2 separate regions of the Homo sapiens genome follow, and region 2 is linked to region 1. A link is a loop called in an ENCODE intact Hi-C map of the cell type or tissue named here. Cell type or tissue: mammary epithelial cell. All regions are shown on one strand.

Region 1 (8,000 bases):
ACTGCTATAAAGAACTGCAGAAGACTGGGTAATTTATAAGGGAAAGAGGTTTAACTGACTCACAGTTCAGCATGGTTGCAGAGGCCTAGGAAACTTACAATCATGGTGGAAGGCGAAGGGGAAGCAAGTCACCTTCTTTACAAGATGGTAGGAAAGAGAATGAATGCAGGAGGAACTATCAAACACTTATAATACCATCAGATGAGAACTCACTCAGTATCATGAGAACATCATAGGGGAAACTGCCCCAAGGATTCAATTATCTCCGTCTGGTCTCTCCGTTGACACGTGGGGATCGTGGAGATTATGGGGATCATAATTCAAGGTGAGATTTTGGGTGGGGACACAGCCAAACCATATCACCAACCATTCTCTTTGTCTGATACTACAGAATTTACCTGGCCTGAGACTTTCAAGGGTAAAACTGGAAAGTCTGCCACAAACCAGAAAGATTTGTTCTATGAAAGTTATCAGAATCAAAATGGGGCCACTTGCATAAAAACCCTGAAAAATGGAGCTAAGGAAGACCAGAAAGGGAGGGTTTATATGCGTGTATGCCTGACAACAGGAACTACGACAAAAGACTGCACAAACCACAACTTTGCACAAAGGCCACCACAATCTCACAAAAAATTACTTCTGTGAGGACATTTGCCCAGCAACTGCCTGTCCAACCTCAAACTGGTGCCACCCTTTCTACCAGTCCTTGTAACCAAGGATAATTGTCTCAAAGCAATTTATGTAACCCTCTTCATTTTTCTTTTAAAATCCCTTGTCTTCTTTTACCTCCCTATGTTCATTGTATTCTCACCAAATAAATATTACTGTTTTTTAGAAGGGTCTCTCCGTGTGTGTGTTACTTAGGTTTAACCAGTCCCCTATACAATGTCTTCAAGACATTTTCAGTAGAGCTAAAATACTTGCTAATGCTTTTGTACTAAAATGTTGTGTGTTTTTTTAATTGATTCATTAATTTTAAAATTTAGATTTTAAATTGATATGTTAAGATTGACCTCAAGGGTAGAGTTGCATTTTAGAGGTTATCATCTGTGATTTTTGGCCCAGGGTGCAGTACTCTGCTGTAGCTAGAACGAATTGTCACCTAGAAAGGAGTAAACCGTCACTCTGATTAGCAAGTGGCCAATGTTTTCATTCAGCAACAAGTGAAAAGGGGTGCAATAAGAGGCAGGGTGTTTCTTGGACTAATACTTCAAAGTTATTACAGTTACAGCCTTTGGGGAAATTCACTGTTCAGATATGGCTGTTTCAAACAGTTAAGTATATGCTATGTTGTCTGAGTTCATCAAATTAGGAATGTCTTAATTGATCAAAGTCAGCTAGGTTATACCAGAGAAATAAAGTCAAAATCTTAATGGCTTATAAACCAAAAAAGATGTATTTCTTGCTAAAACAACCTATCCTTAGAACCCCAACAGAAATTGCCCATTTTTCTGCCGTAACTTATTTATCATAATTCAAGTAGCACAAATAAATAGTTGATGTGCAATTATAATGGGATTGCTCATCCTAATGACTCTTTTTCACAAACATCTATGGAAAATGGCAGTTGGAATTCTGAATGGAAAATATAAGTTGAAATCAATGCTGATCTAGTTTTAAATGATAGGTCTAATAAAATGTAGTCTATTTCATTAAAACCCCAGAGGTAGCTATTTTACTAGGTCTTGATTTAGGAGCAGAGCTTTGGAAAGCATTTCAAGATTATCAAAGATGCTGTAATCTAAGAGTAGAAAAGTGACAACAGCTTCATCGATTTGCAGATAGTAAAAGTAACTCACTAACAAATGAGTGAAGTACTCTATGAAGAACTCTACTGGGCCCATGGAGCTTCTTAGCATTCTTAGGTAATATGTTTTACATCAATCGTTTCCAAATATGAAGATCAGTATTCAGTGATTTGAGATGGCTCTCTAGAATCTAGTTTTTCACAATGATCCCCCAGCAGATTTTGATGTAATTAGTCTGTAAGACGAACATTTTTTTAAAAGATGAAACTTGTATTTCAAATTGGTGTATGGAAACAGAGAATAGTGGAATGTAAATGTAAAGTTATTGGGACTAGTGAAACATTCAATTCAGTATATATTGTAGATTATTTTAACCTATAAGGCTGTGAAGTTATTTTATTACTCTTGGTCTGATGTTCTAATTCCTACACTTGGTTCTGACACTAATTTTTTATGTAATTTTAGGTAAATTATTCATTTTTTAAAAATCAGCTTCTTTTATAAAATGAAGTCAAGTAGATTATTAATAAAGATCCCTAGCCATCCTAAAACCCTATATTTCCTTGAAACTTTCCATTTTATGTAAAGCGATGTGTGCAGCATGTATAGGAGTCAAATGTTTAACATAAACTATTGGTGGCAATTGTTATGAAGAAAAATGGAGAGCATAAATGTCTAGTCTTGTTCTACTCCCTTTAAAAACGGCCCACTATTTCTAGGGTGGGTCAGTAAGCTGCAGAGTATATATAACACGATTTAGCAGGTCAATAGGTCAGGGGCTAATTACTCGTAGATCACATCAACCTCTTGAAGACTGAATCATCTGGAGATGTGTTACAAGTGACTTAAACAGATAAGTACAGCATGGAATCAATAATAAAATGGGAGATGATGGTTAAAGCAAAGCTAAGCATCACATCAGAGTAGAATCCTGACATGATTTTATTCCAGTAATGTAAATATTCCCGTCCCAGCCCTCATTCACCACTACCTCCTCTTATCATTGAGGAAACAGGCAGAGACAGACTGGAAAGGCAGTCAGCTTGATTTAAGAAACTTTCTTAAGTTCAGAAATACTGAATTATTTTTAACCCAGAAAAAGAGCTCAATTGAGAACTCTGAGGTTTGCAACCTTAAATCCCGACTCAATCTGATATATGCCTGCCAAAGGCAACCTGACTGAGGTTACCTGAGAGAAAGTTTTTCTACAAAACATGGCCAACCATGCTCAAGACAAAATTCCAACACATAATTTATCTTCGGCATTCTTCAAATTATTTACCACATCTCCTGCCCCCAACACCTAATCCCAGAATACAGGAATTTGATGATGTCTACACAGCCTATAAAAGTCCACAAATTTAAGTGCCTACTGTGTGAAAGCCATTTGGGGGACTACAAACATAAAGGATGTATAATGCCACCCACTAAGATGTTCACGCTTATGATTTAGTAGGAAAAACAGAAGGCTGCCTTATAAATATTAACAACCTAATTTACAGGCACACCTAAAACATCCCAAATTCTAAAATATATATTTTCTTCCAAATCCTACAGGGTAATATGGCTATGAGAGTGCACTAGGAGTGTCAATTTTACTAAATCCTCTGAGAGCATCCACATTTTGAAAGAGTTCTCTCTTAACCTAAACAAACAAACAAACGAACAAACACTCCTCTCACTGAAGTTCATTCGGCATTGACGGGTCTCTGGTTCTTCAAGTTTTCATCTGAAAGTCTCAGTCTTTGCTATCACAACCAACGCCCCCTTCCTACACTCCAAGGTTGATGGAATGAAATGTCTTGGAATTGAGGGTTTAATTAATTCGGATCACTGGAGAGAAAGAAAAGAAATAACGGGGGAAAAAAATGTGTTAATTTTAGGGCTTGGAATTGGAAACGTGGGGAAACGTCGCCACCTTCTGGTAAGTGATGGAAATGAGCAGGAAAAAAGATCCAAGCTAAGAAGCGGCTTTTTTTTTTTTCCAAAGCAGCAAGCCACGCCCCTCCCGCGCTCGCGAAATCCGAGACCCGCCCTTTCCGGAAGTTTTGACACTGTGCGCCCCGAGTAATGTGATGGAGAGGGTAATCATCCGGTCCGTTATCTAAACCCGTCACTCCAGGAAACAGCGACCCGCTGTTTTCCGGATCCGCGCTCTCCCAGCATCCTTTGCCTTCCGGTATGTGGCCCCGTCTGGCTAGTCCTGTCTAGCGCGCCCATTTCGAGCCCAAGTTTCCAGCTCGGGTTTCCGGGCTCAGAATTTTCCAGGAGTGGGTTCTTGGGCAGTGGCTGTGGGAGCAGGAATGGCGCAGCTAGAGGGTTACTGTTTCTCGGCCGCCTTGAGCTGTACCTTTTTAGTGTCCTGCCTCCTCTTCTCCGCCTTCAGCCGGGCGCTGCGAGAGCCCTACATGGACGAGATCTTCCACCTGCCTCAGGCGCAGCGCTACTGTGAGGGCCATTTCTCCCTTTCCCAGGTGGGGTGCCCAACCTGTCCCCACCCCAGGAGAGGCCTGAAAGGTCCCAGCGTCCCCAGCTCCTTCTCCCATCTTTAGACTTAACTCGTCCCTTTCCACCCCACCCCAGCCTCAGAACATGAAAGAAACTGGGTATAGTCTTTTGTTCCTGTCTCTGAGATCTGTGAAATATTTATTAAATGAATGAATAAACAGCAGATCTGATCCCCAGGGAGGAGTGATCTGGGAGAATACTTAGTGGGGAACTGAGCGCTCCTCTTGGCAGCTGACAATATCGATCCCACTTTGTTTTTCCTTGTCTCAGGATTAAAGGCATTCGGGTGCTCCTTGGAAATATCAGAAAACTTCCCTTTAGCTCACCTGTTAAGCACCTCACTGTGCATTTTAGGGGTGGGATAGGGTGGACTGGAGGGATCTTCGGCTACCAAAAAGTGACAATTTATAATCACAAATTCCTTCCCTGGGTATTTTTAGTGAACTATCTGTTGACTGGATAAACTGGCAACCAGTCAAGTCACATCATTTTTGAATATATATTTGACTGTGCAAGTATGTACATATAAATATCAAAATAAACATCCCCTGCTTTTCTGGTGACACAATATAGGGTACTGGCTAGAAATATAAAGTCTGTTTTAGAGAAAGATCTGATCTTAAATCTTGGTGCTGTGATTTACTAGTTTTGTGATCTTGGAGATGTTCTGAGTTTCAGAAATTCAGGTTACTCATCTGCAAAATGACAATAATCTTTACTATAGGGCATATTGTAATGTTACAATACAGAGGGTTTGGCACAATTTCTGTCTCAGTTTATGTCAGCTGTCATCATGGAGCCTGTGGTCCAAATGTTTTCCTAAACTTAGAGTCCCAAACAATGTTTCCATGCTTTTAAAAACTGGAGCATTTGCAGTTTATTTATCAAAATAAAGGCTTTTAAAGAACATTTCTTGGAAAATAGAAATAGATTTTAAGTTGTTGTTTATTGGTTGCTGCTACCTGAACCATCACTAAGCTGGTCCGGGGGCAAAAAATAAGAAAAACTAATCCTGTTCTGCCAAGGACTTACTTAATCTTGTCATAGACTAACTTCTCAAAATTTCTGATTGTTGCTGGAGATGAGACTTGGGCTTGACATATTTGTGTCTGTCTTGTTCGTATTACCTCTTGCTTTTACTTCATTTTCTTTCATTTTAAAGTGGGATCCCATGATTACTACATTACCTGGCTTGTACCTGGTGTCAGTTGGAGTGGTCAAACCTGCCATTTGGATCTTTGCATGGTCTGAACATGTTGTCTGCTCCATTGGGATGCTCAGATTTGTTAATCTTCTCTTCAGTGTTGGCAACTTCTATTTACTATATTTGCTTTTCCACAAGGTACAACCCAGAAACAAGGTATGTTTCAAAATACTTAATTACAAGTTTATGTGTAGTCAGGTCCACAATTACAATGAATTAGTTTTATGAGATTTGGTGAAAAATGTCTTTAACACTTTGTAACTTTGTATTTTTTGTATATTATGTAAAGGTAAATTTAAATTCTCCATCTCCATTTTAGAATAAATTTGTATTTAAATACTTGAATAACTTATTTGTAAACTCTAAAGTAAATATTTGTTAAGTGAGTCAAACCAGTTCAATAAATACTTACTGAGCTTATTCCATGTGCTGGGGACTGGGACTACAGAGATAAATGAGGCAGTCTTTTTCTTGTAAAACGTATATATTCAGTAGGGAAAACAGACTTTACCTGAGGACTTTTGATGTGGTAATAGTGCAGGCCCCGGAGGTCGATTGCCTGGGTTAGAATTCTCTCCCTGCCACTTAACCAGTTTTGTTACTGTGGGCAGGTTAACCCTTAGTGGCTCCATGTCTTCATCTGTTAAATAAGAATAACAATAGAATCTGCCTTATAGAACTGTTATAAAGGAACAAGGAAACTTAATAAATGGAAGATGCTTCAAATAGTGCCAGATATATAGTAAGGGCTCAGTAAATATTAACTCTAATAATTATTTTTAACCTTAAGAGATTATTTCAGTAGTGTCAATTATGATAGAGTAGTAGACATAAGATGCTATGAGGACACAGAGAAGGAGCAGGGAAACACTTACTGCTTTTCTGGGAGGGAGAGGAGTATGTGGCATTCAGTAAGTCCTCACAGAGAAGATGGTACCAGAGCTGAGTCCTGATGAACGGATAGGGCTGTGTAGGGTGAGGAATTAATCCTGGGGAGACAAACAGCATAAGCAAAGGAAGAAAGGCATTGAACAATGAGGTGCAGGGAATTGGTCTTGGAATTACAGGATTAGAAAGTAGAGGGATGTAAGGCTAGAGAAGTAGGTCATGAATGCCCTCATATGTCACAGAGAGGACTTTGAACTTTAGCATGTAATGGAGAGACCTTAATTTTAATCAAGGAAATGACATGGTCTGATTTAGTGATTTAGATTAAGTGGAGTATACAATTCAAGAACATAAGAACACTTTCAAATTCTGAAATAGCATGTCAGAAAGGCCAAAATAAGATATATAAGTTTAGACTGGCTCACTTTTCAGAAAAATACCGTTATTTCATCATGAAAATATCATCTTGAAAAAGTAAGTCTGGATATGGTAAAATAAATACCATATGCATGTTTACATTCTCCCTTGTGTAGTGTTATGAAGGATTTCCTTAAAGGAAAGTGGTGATTATGGCTAAGTGAATCCTTATTGAAGGCACTAAAACATAAGCTCAGGGAAATGGAGCCAGCATTGTGTCCTATTTATCTCCATAGTCCCCACAGAACTTAGTCGGTATCTTGCACTCAGTAACTCCTTAACTAATCATAGCCTGATTCAAATTGTGTTAAGCTATAGAAGCTTTGGCATACACACGGTCTCCAAACTGATAGGTATAAATAAAAAGTACCAGGAAGTGTTCTTATAAATGTTTATTGTGTTTTTGCAAAGCCAGAGATAAGATTAATATTGATTAATTTTATTTAAATAAGGTTTGAGTAGTTGAGTAGTTTTAAATAAATCTCTTCATTAGGTAAGCAGAAATAGCATTTATCATTAAAATAATTGTATCTGTGTTTTTTCTTCCTCCAAGGCTGCCTCAAGTATCCAGAGAGTCTTGTCAACATTAACACTAGCAGTATTTCCAACACTTTATTTTTTTAACTTCCTTTATTATACAGAAGCAGGATCTATGTTTTTTACTCTTTTTGCATATTTGATGTGTCTTTATGGAAATCATAAAACTTCAGCCTTCCTTGGATTTTGTGGCTTCATGTTTCGGCAAACAAATATCATCTGGGCTGTCTTCTGTGCAGGGAATGTCATTGCACAAAAGTTAACTGAGGCTTGGAAAACTGAGCTACAAAAGAAGGAAGACAGACTTCCACCTATTAAAGGACCATTTGCAGAATTCAGAAAAATTCTTCAGTTTCTTTTGGCTTATTCCATGTCCTTTAAAAACTTGAGTATGCTTTTCTGTTTGACTTGGCCCTACATCCTTCTGGGATTTCTGTTTTGTGCTTTTGTAGTAGTTAATGGTGGAATTGTTATTGGCGATCGGAGTAGTCATGAAGCCTGTCTTCATTTTCCTCAACTATTCTACTTTTTTTCATTTACTCTCTTTTTTTCTTTTCCTCATCTCCTGTCTCCTAGCAAAATTAAGACTTTTCTTTCCTTAGTTTGGAAACATGGAATTCTGTTTTTGGTGGTTACCTTAGTCTCTGTGTTTTTAGTTTGGAAATTCACTTATGCTCATAAATACTTGCTAGCAGACA
Region 2 (8,000 bases), 97 kb before region 1:
CTGGTATGATGGGATTAGTGCCCTTAGAAAAATGAAATATCAGAGAGCTGGTTCTCACTCTCTTCACCAGCACACACTGAGGAAATGTCGTGTGTGCACAAAGCAAGAAGGCAGCAGTCTGAAAACCAGGAAGAGAGCCCTCACCAGAAACCAATCCCACCAATGTTAATCTGGTTATCTAGCTACCAGAGCTGTGAAAAATAAATTTTTGTTGTTTAAGCCACCCATTCTGAGGTGTTTTGCTCTGGCAGCCCCAGCAGAATAAGACACAATGGTATATTATTTCATCTGTGAGCCCAACACCCTGATGAATTGGAGAGGAGACCAGGCTCATTGAACCCATGCAATAAGACCCTTGTGGTTTCCATAGGATTCAGAAGACCTAATACAATCCCCACTGACACAGTGGAGAGGCTCTTGGCCTTGCCCACTATGGGGCAGAGGAGGCTGTTTGACTCATTCATAGGCGTTCTCCCAGGATTATAATCATGACCCCTGCTGTGGTTTAAATGTTTGGTTCTTCCAAAATCATGTTGAAATTTAGCTGCTATTCTAACAGCATCAAGAGGTGGAATATTTTTAATACTGCACTAAGTATTTAAAATAGTATTTAGAGGTGAGTGATTAGGTCATGTGTGCTCTTCCATCATGAGTGGATTAACATCATTATCACAGGAGCAGGTTCCTTATGAAAAACAAGTTTTTCCCCTTTTCTCATTCTTTCTCTCTCACCCTTTTTTCCCCCTTGCACCATGGGATGATGCCACAAGAAGACTCTTGCCAGATGCTGGCCCCTCATTCTTGGACGTTCCAGCCTCAAGAACCCTGATCCAATAAACTTTTGTTCTTTATAAATTATCCTGTCTGTGGCATTATGTTATAGCAGCACAAAATGGACTAAGACAATCCTATGTGTAGCCTATTTCTCTCTTTTGTAACCCTTCAAATAACCACAGAAAATTATGTTTTGTAGCCACAAGTGTACCTGTGCTACTTTATATCTCACTGAGTTAGAAATGAGGTAGTGTTTCATAAAAGGGAGTGATGTACAGTTTGTTCTTCTTCAGGAACTAGTAGAAAGAGCTAGTAAATCCTGATCAGCGCCAGAGAAAGAAAGAGAGGCATTATCTCTTCTAAAATAAACTTCCTTCTGGTCTTCCAAATTCTATTCTGTTTTTCTATAGGTGTGCCTTTATTAACTTTCTTTCAATATCGCTAAAAAAATGCCTTCTCAGCACCTACCGTTTGAGAAGTAATTACTGTTGCCCTTTATTTCCAGCCATGGCAAGCAGCAGTGAAAGAAGGTGACAATCGGCCCTGGCTGGTCTGATTATTGCCTGACACCAGGGCCCCACCACCTTAATAAGGCTACCTGGGTCAGAGTGACTGCATGTAATCCTCAAGGCAATAACAGTTAAGAAAGTTATTTACAAGGAACAAACATCTTATTATGAAGAGAAAACAGAAGCAAGAAAAGTGAAGTACATTTCCCAATTACAGACTCTCAGCCGTTTTCTAAAAGCCTCCTGTCAGGTTTATAAATGTAATTGTTAAACAGCTGCTAAGAGTGGCAAACAAAATGTCAATAACAAGGATCAAATAATTCTTTCTTAAAAAATAAAAGAAGACAGAGGTCAGTCTCTGGTGCCAATCAAAGGCTCGAAAACAAGTTATTATTCCCTTGTAAATATAAGTTCATTTTAGTAAGGTTTCTCCCTACAGTCATAATTAGCTAACAGTATTGTCCTACAATTGAGATGTCTGGCTTTGTTAAATGGTGGCATGTGTTAGAATATGTGTACCACACATGTGAATTTTACATTACACATTTTCAGAAAAGGTGAAATCAATTTGTTATGTGGATGTTAGACATGACTCCAAATCCAGGCCAGTGTATTTATTAGTGCTGACATTTATGCATAGTGCCCAATTTCAGAATATTAGCAAAATTAAACTTAAACGATTCTAATTTATAATTACTTTCAATTCTCTTTAAAACTAGATCTGATAACCTTTGGAAGTTAGTGGAATAACTCTTCTTGAAGGTCTTTCACACTACTGCACTTTCATTTGGACTAGCTAATTAGGACAATATTTTTGTTTTAACTTAAAAATGTCCAACAGGCTGTATATTGGATGTCCGTATCTTAGTAAAAACTCAGACTGCAGCCTTTATTTGTAGTATCTTTTCCTCTCACAGGCATCATGGAGGAGGAATAATCTGATAAAGAAACAGTAAATGTATCAATGAGTTTGGATTCATATACTGGTGTTTTAAAATTCTAGCTTAATGAAAATATTTCAGTAATTACTCTTGCAAACCAAAAGCTAATTTTCATTTTTATCATACTTCATGTTTCCACATTTCATATAATCCCTTTTTCTTTCCCTTCAGAGATATTGGGTCACTACATTGTGATGATGTGAAGGATCATGGCTCTCTTTGGTTTCTCAAAATTAATGCCACTGTTTTGACTGATTTTCCAGGGCAAGAAACAGGTGTTGTTCCTCTTTTATGTTTCATGTCCACAAAACATAATGCATTACTGTGCATAGCACAGGCCCTTCATTGACAGTAACTGATGAATTCCAAGAGAGGAGGAAAGAGCTTAACAGTTTTCTTACCCTTGCGGGATGGATGAAAAAAAGCAGATGCTAAAGTATTATGTGAAGGCATAAACACTAACTTTTTTTTTTTCAGGGAAACAAGAACGTTACTAACGAGAGAAATTAACATTTTATAACTGACTTGAGGCCCTTGACTATGAAGACAGCATTTCTACTAAATTTGAGAATTCATATTCTTTAGTAATTGTAACAAGTAAATTTGCCACCTAGATTTTTATTGCTAATTCTTTACAAATACTTTAGGATAGTGAGATTTTTATTTGACTTTATTGCTCTGTGCTGTTGATGTTTTTATAAGTAGGGAGACAAATGAGAAGAAAATGTATTTTGTGTTGGCTAAGTACAGATATTGAGAAGGCAACTTAATGCTTTGTTTTCTTTATTCTAATCAGAAAATAAACTATTCCTTCCTTCAAATTTCAGCTCTATGTATAATATGATTAAGAACTCTGTAAAATTCTTGGAAATATTGCCTTAGAACCTTGACATAGACAGAATAACATCCCCTGAAAGATGCCATGCCCTAATCCCCAGAACCTGTGGATATGTATGGCTACATGGCAAATTACAAGGAGAATTACATTGAAAGTTGAATTAAGGTTGCTAATCAAATAGCCTTAAAACAGAGAGATAGCATGGATTGTCCAGGTGCTTACAATGTTAACACAGGTCCTTACATGTGAAAGAAGGAGACAGAAGAGAAGATAAAATGAATGCGGTGTGGGCAGAACTGTACCTGATGTGTCTGACTTTAAAGATGTAGAATGGGGGTCGCAAGATGAGGGATGGGAAAACCTTTGGAAATGAATTCTCTCCTAGAACCTCCAGAGGGAGCATGTCCCTGCTGACATCTTGACTTTAAGCCAGTAAGATAATTTTGGAATTCAGGTTTCCAAAACTATAAAAGAATAAATGTAAATTGTTTTAAGCCACCAGGTTTGCAGTAATTTGTTACAGCGGTAATAGAAAGGTAATATAAACTCTATCTCTCCTAGGTTGGTTTAATATCAGAACTCGATGCTATGTTCTACACCTTTAGTCATATTGCTGTTCACATGATTTATTTGCTGGAAAACTTTCTAACAGACTGAAAAGGAGCCCCACAAATATAATGTTCATAATAATTTTGCAGTGTTTGTTTCCACATTTTCTACAGACATTTCTACAGATCACCTTTCATGTGACTATAAGTCAAAATTAGATGTATCTCCAAGTAATTTCCCTCAGGCCACAATTAAACAATTAACAGCCACTTTTTTGACAATAAACATAAGCAGGTTTAGTAACTTAACATTTGCTTTATCAAGTCATTCCTGTGCCTATATCGAAGGAAATAATAATTGTGATCCTTCAAAAACGTAATGAAGAAACAGAAAAAGCAAAATCACATTATTAGTGATAATGTATGTGTCCCTTAAATGAAGTCCCACTCTGGTGTAGTTCATTAATAGCTTGGGCCTTTGAGTATGAAAATACATTTAAACATTGGATGGGTCATTGGACCTAATCCTAAAAGTCCTTTTCCAGCACGCAGTTCAAAAACTCTATGATTCTCTGTTGATGTAGATCAAAGCACAGAATCAGGCTGCTTTCTTAAAATAAAACTTCTTATAAATATTCTTAAAAGCAAGGCTTCCTTTATTGCATTTGAATATTTGAAGTTAGGCTTAACAAAATCTCATTTACCTGGCATGCTTGCAGACTTGTTTTAAGGATAAAATTTAAAAAAAAAAATACACACACACACACATTCCAAAGTCAGACACAGGTACTGATATAGAAAAGTCATTAGTTAAGCTTTTAAAAATATCTGGTTATTTCAAACATATAATACAATGCCATTGCTTAGCAATTTGATCAATGTAAGTTAATAATGGCTTCATGATTCGGAAATAATATTGTGAGCATTTGTTTATAAAAAAAGTATTACTTGCCTCTCCCAGGTATCACCATATAGATATCATTTGAAAAATAAATTATTTAACCAAAAGTTGAAGGAATCTTATCTGAGGTTGTTTCTTGCTCTCAATAAAATTATTTTATTTCCTCTTAGCAATACCTATTGATTTTTTAACAGTGGTCAAATATGTTCCTTATTACACATCAATACCTATTTAAAACTATAAAGGAATGTTTTAGTTCCTTTATATATATATAAATCAGTTCCTTTATATATAGATCAGTCATACTGATCCATGAAGACCTAGGAACCTCAAGCTCCTTTGCAAGACTGGATTAATTGGGAGCAGAGGCAGACTCATGATACAGGTAACATTCCTATACCCACCATTTTAATCAGGTAGCTCAGCTTTCTCTAGTTTATATGTTGGATTTCACTTTTTGTTGGAAGAAATGTTTGGGTACCACTGTCTTAAAGAACTTCATTGCAATAAAATTCACTTTCATATAGAATATATTATATAATAGCACATTTCAAACCTATCGTAGACTGATGGCTATTCCTGGGCACATGGCTACCCAGAACAAAGACTTCATTTCCTAATCTCCCTTGCAAATAGGTGTGGTTGCATGACTAAGCTGTCACTAAGAAAATGTAAATGGAAGTGGTGTATAAGAAGTCTGGATCATGTCCTTAAACTGCAGGATTGTGACCCTGATGACCCTATTTTCTTTATCTTACTGTTTGAAAGAGGAATTCTTGGAGCTCTCTCTACTTTGAAACTTTAGGATAAAGACCACATCAACAAATGAATCTGTAGATTACCACAACAGCCTTGAATTACCTAAATTCGTACTTTCATGAGAAACAAACCTTCACCATGTTTGAGCTACTGTCACTTTGTGTTTCTATCACATCTATGAAAACCTAAATGCATTACCATCTTACAGGCTTTTATGCTATTCTTGATAAAGACTATTAAACCTAACTGAATTCTGGTAACTAGATACATAAATCAGATCTTTTATCTTTTGTTATTCATTTGTGTATTGACAAAGATAATAGTTATGTGAATAACATAGACATATGCTTGTCTGAAAATTATAGTCCTATAAATGTAAGTAGATTAAAAAGTGTTATAGCTTTCAAAATTTGTATTTGGTAAGATTGAGAGCTATCATCTAAGCTCACAAAAATAATGTATATTTTATAACACTGCTTTCAACTTAATTGCAATCACAAGAATACTCAGAGATAACAAAATCAACTACCCTGAAGAAAAAATGTCTGAAGAATAAGCATATTTATAGCCCAACGTTATAATTAGTCTTTTAAGTAATGGTAAACAAATGTTTCTAAAAGCTTTTGAAGTGAAAAACATTTTAATCACTTAAGTCAGAAAACACCATTACCCTGCAGAATCAGAACTGGTGATAATAATAAATTGAATTGTCTTGCTAAATTAGTCAGTGAGTATGAATGTTCATGATTCACTACTCAAAAGTAAAACACAAAAATGCCTTTGAAAGAAATCAACTTTCAGTAGTCAGAACAATAAAGTATTAACGCTGTCATCTAAATTGGGAACATTGAAGAAATTTAAGATGAAACCCAGCAATATAATAGATTTTTGCACAAAAGACTGATTTATGCACCAAAGACTGGTGAGAGGCACTAGAAGGAATGCAAGAAAAGGGACATTCTAAACACAACAACAAGGATAGAGTTTAGTTATCCTAGGGAAGGAGCTAAGGAAACCAGAAGCAAAGACATTCAAGAAATAGTAATTCAGGAATCTCAATGGAGATGAAAATCAAATTGGTTACTCAAGTACAGTTAGGATACGTGAAACTCAAAAAGTCCAGGTGTTAAGATCACTCCAGGTGGCTGGCTAATCATTATCAGAGAGTGATAACAGATGGATCCGGGGGTCAGGAGTGAAAAATGCCATTTGAGGTGAAGGCTACTAGGCAGACATGAGATTCCAGGCAGAAAACACAGTCAGTGAGAGCACAGAGGAATGAGGTGGATCTCAGTCATTAAGAACTTGGGATACGGGAAAAGAATCAAGTTTCCCAAGACATTTCTGGAATACCCAAGTTAATATTTGTGAGCTATGAGAGGGGTACCCAGTACTTAGTCATGGTGATAGTGACAGGAGATAGACAAATTCCAAGGCAGACAGGGGCGGGTCTCTGGTAGGACTCAACCTTCAACCTGAGGACCGAGCTGCCAGTTTCAGACAGAGTCCATGACTGGAGTGAGAACTTCTATCTCTGTCTTACCTACTCTCCTCTCTCTCTCTGAATTGGTTCCTTCTGGATAGTGCCTTTTAACCAATTGAGTGATGCTTTTTCCAAGACCACCCACGGACCAATCAGCATGAATGCCCCCATTCCAAGCTCATAATAACCCCGGACTCAGCCACACAGACAGCTACCATTTCAGATCACCTCTCACTATCGAGAACTTTTCTGTCACTCAATAAACTTCTACCCTGCCTTGCACATTCTCTGGTGTGAAAGGTAAAGGGTACAAAACAGATATACAGTGACTTAAAAATTTTATGAACATAAAGATGCATTAAAAATCGGAAAGGAAATATACAGTTTAGTAGACTAATGGATAGTCATTTTCTTATCTAAATTTTTATGTTATATATGTGCCTGTTTTATGCTAAAGGGAATACCTAAATTTATTTTTAAAATAAATTAAGTTTATGAAACTTTAAAATTTTACATTTAAAGCTTTAAGCAATTTCAGATGCAGAGATTAATAACTAATGAAATTTATAATATCAAAGAAGCAATCATAATTAATATCACCGGCAGAGTTATTAAGGTAAATCATATATAAAAGACAGAACTTGGATGTTATTTTAAAAAAAAAGAAAGGAAAACTAAAAACAGATCAAAGTAGAAACACTTTCTTTAGTCAATCCTTGGCAAAGAGGTTTCATCAATCTCTAATGAAGAGAAATTGATATCAGACCCTACATAATAATTATGTACTTTGCTTTATATAATTATGTACAATCTTACTGTACAATAATGTAGATTTAGTCACCATTATATTTTTGTTGTCTTCATAAAATTCTTTTTTTCACTTTTTTTTATTATTATACTTTAAGTTTTAGGGTTATATAACCCTTTCTTGGTTAGTTTCAGCTAGATAACTAAATTGAATAAAATATATCACCTTTATAATTAAGATTCTGTTGTCCAAACAGAAAAATTGAAGTAAGCAATTTTCCTTATGGAATATTATTCTATTAAATGTCAACCCAGGATGCGTTTGATGCATAATACAAAAAAAGCTACTAAGACATCTCTGGAACATTTCAAAGTGTATTATCAACCAAAAAAATCTTCAAATTTTGGTTTAAAAAAAAACCCTCAAAGAGTAACCAGTTGACAGGAAGTCTGCTTATAAAGAAATGGAATTCCAGTTACTATTGATAATGTTTGCAATG

What was found. A loop is a pair of places that touch in the nucleus more often than their neighbours do. Peaks named below come from ENCODE experiments on the same cell type or tissue, not always from the same donor. Only the 100,000 strongest peaks of a DNase experiment are listed, where the experiment ranks them.
Region 2: it touches region 1 in a loop (2.5-fold over the local background); 2 of 110 quality-filtered maps call a loop at or near these places.

The regions. Positions count from the first base shown.
Region 1 is chr12:38,312,843-38,320,842 of GRCh38, forward strand. It overlaps ALG10B (ALG10 alpha-1,2-glucosyltransferase B), which reads left to right and starts at 3,932. Exons shown (of 3, transcript NM_001013620.4): 1 at 3,932-4,222; 2 at 5,419-5,616; 3 at 7,319-8,000. The coding sequence starts at 4,052. RefSeq lists an enhancer at 3,003-4,202. In mammary epithelial cell, a CTCF peak has its summit at 3,661 (motif pointing left); a DNase peak (open chromatin) is centred at 3,839; H3K4me3 peaks cover 1,098 bases; H3K27ac peaks cover 634 bases.
Region 2 is chr12:38,215,653-38,223,652 of GRCh38, forward strand. No RefSeq gene overlaps it. Among named protein-coding and RNA genes, the nearest start is that of ALG10B, 97 kb to the right of the region's middle. In mammary epithelial cell, a CTCF peak has its summit at 3,457; no DNase peak of the experiment used is centred here; H3K27ac peaks cover 438 bases.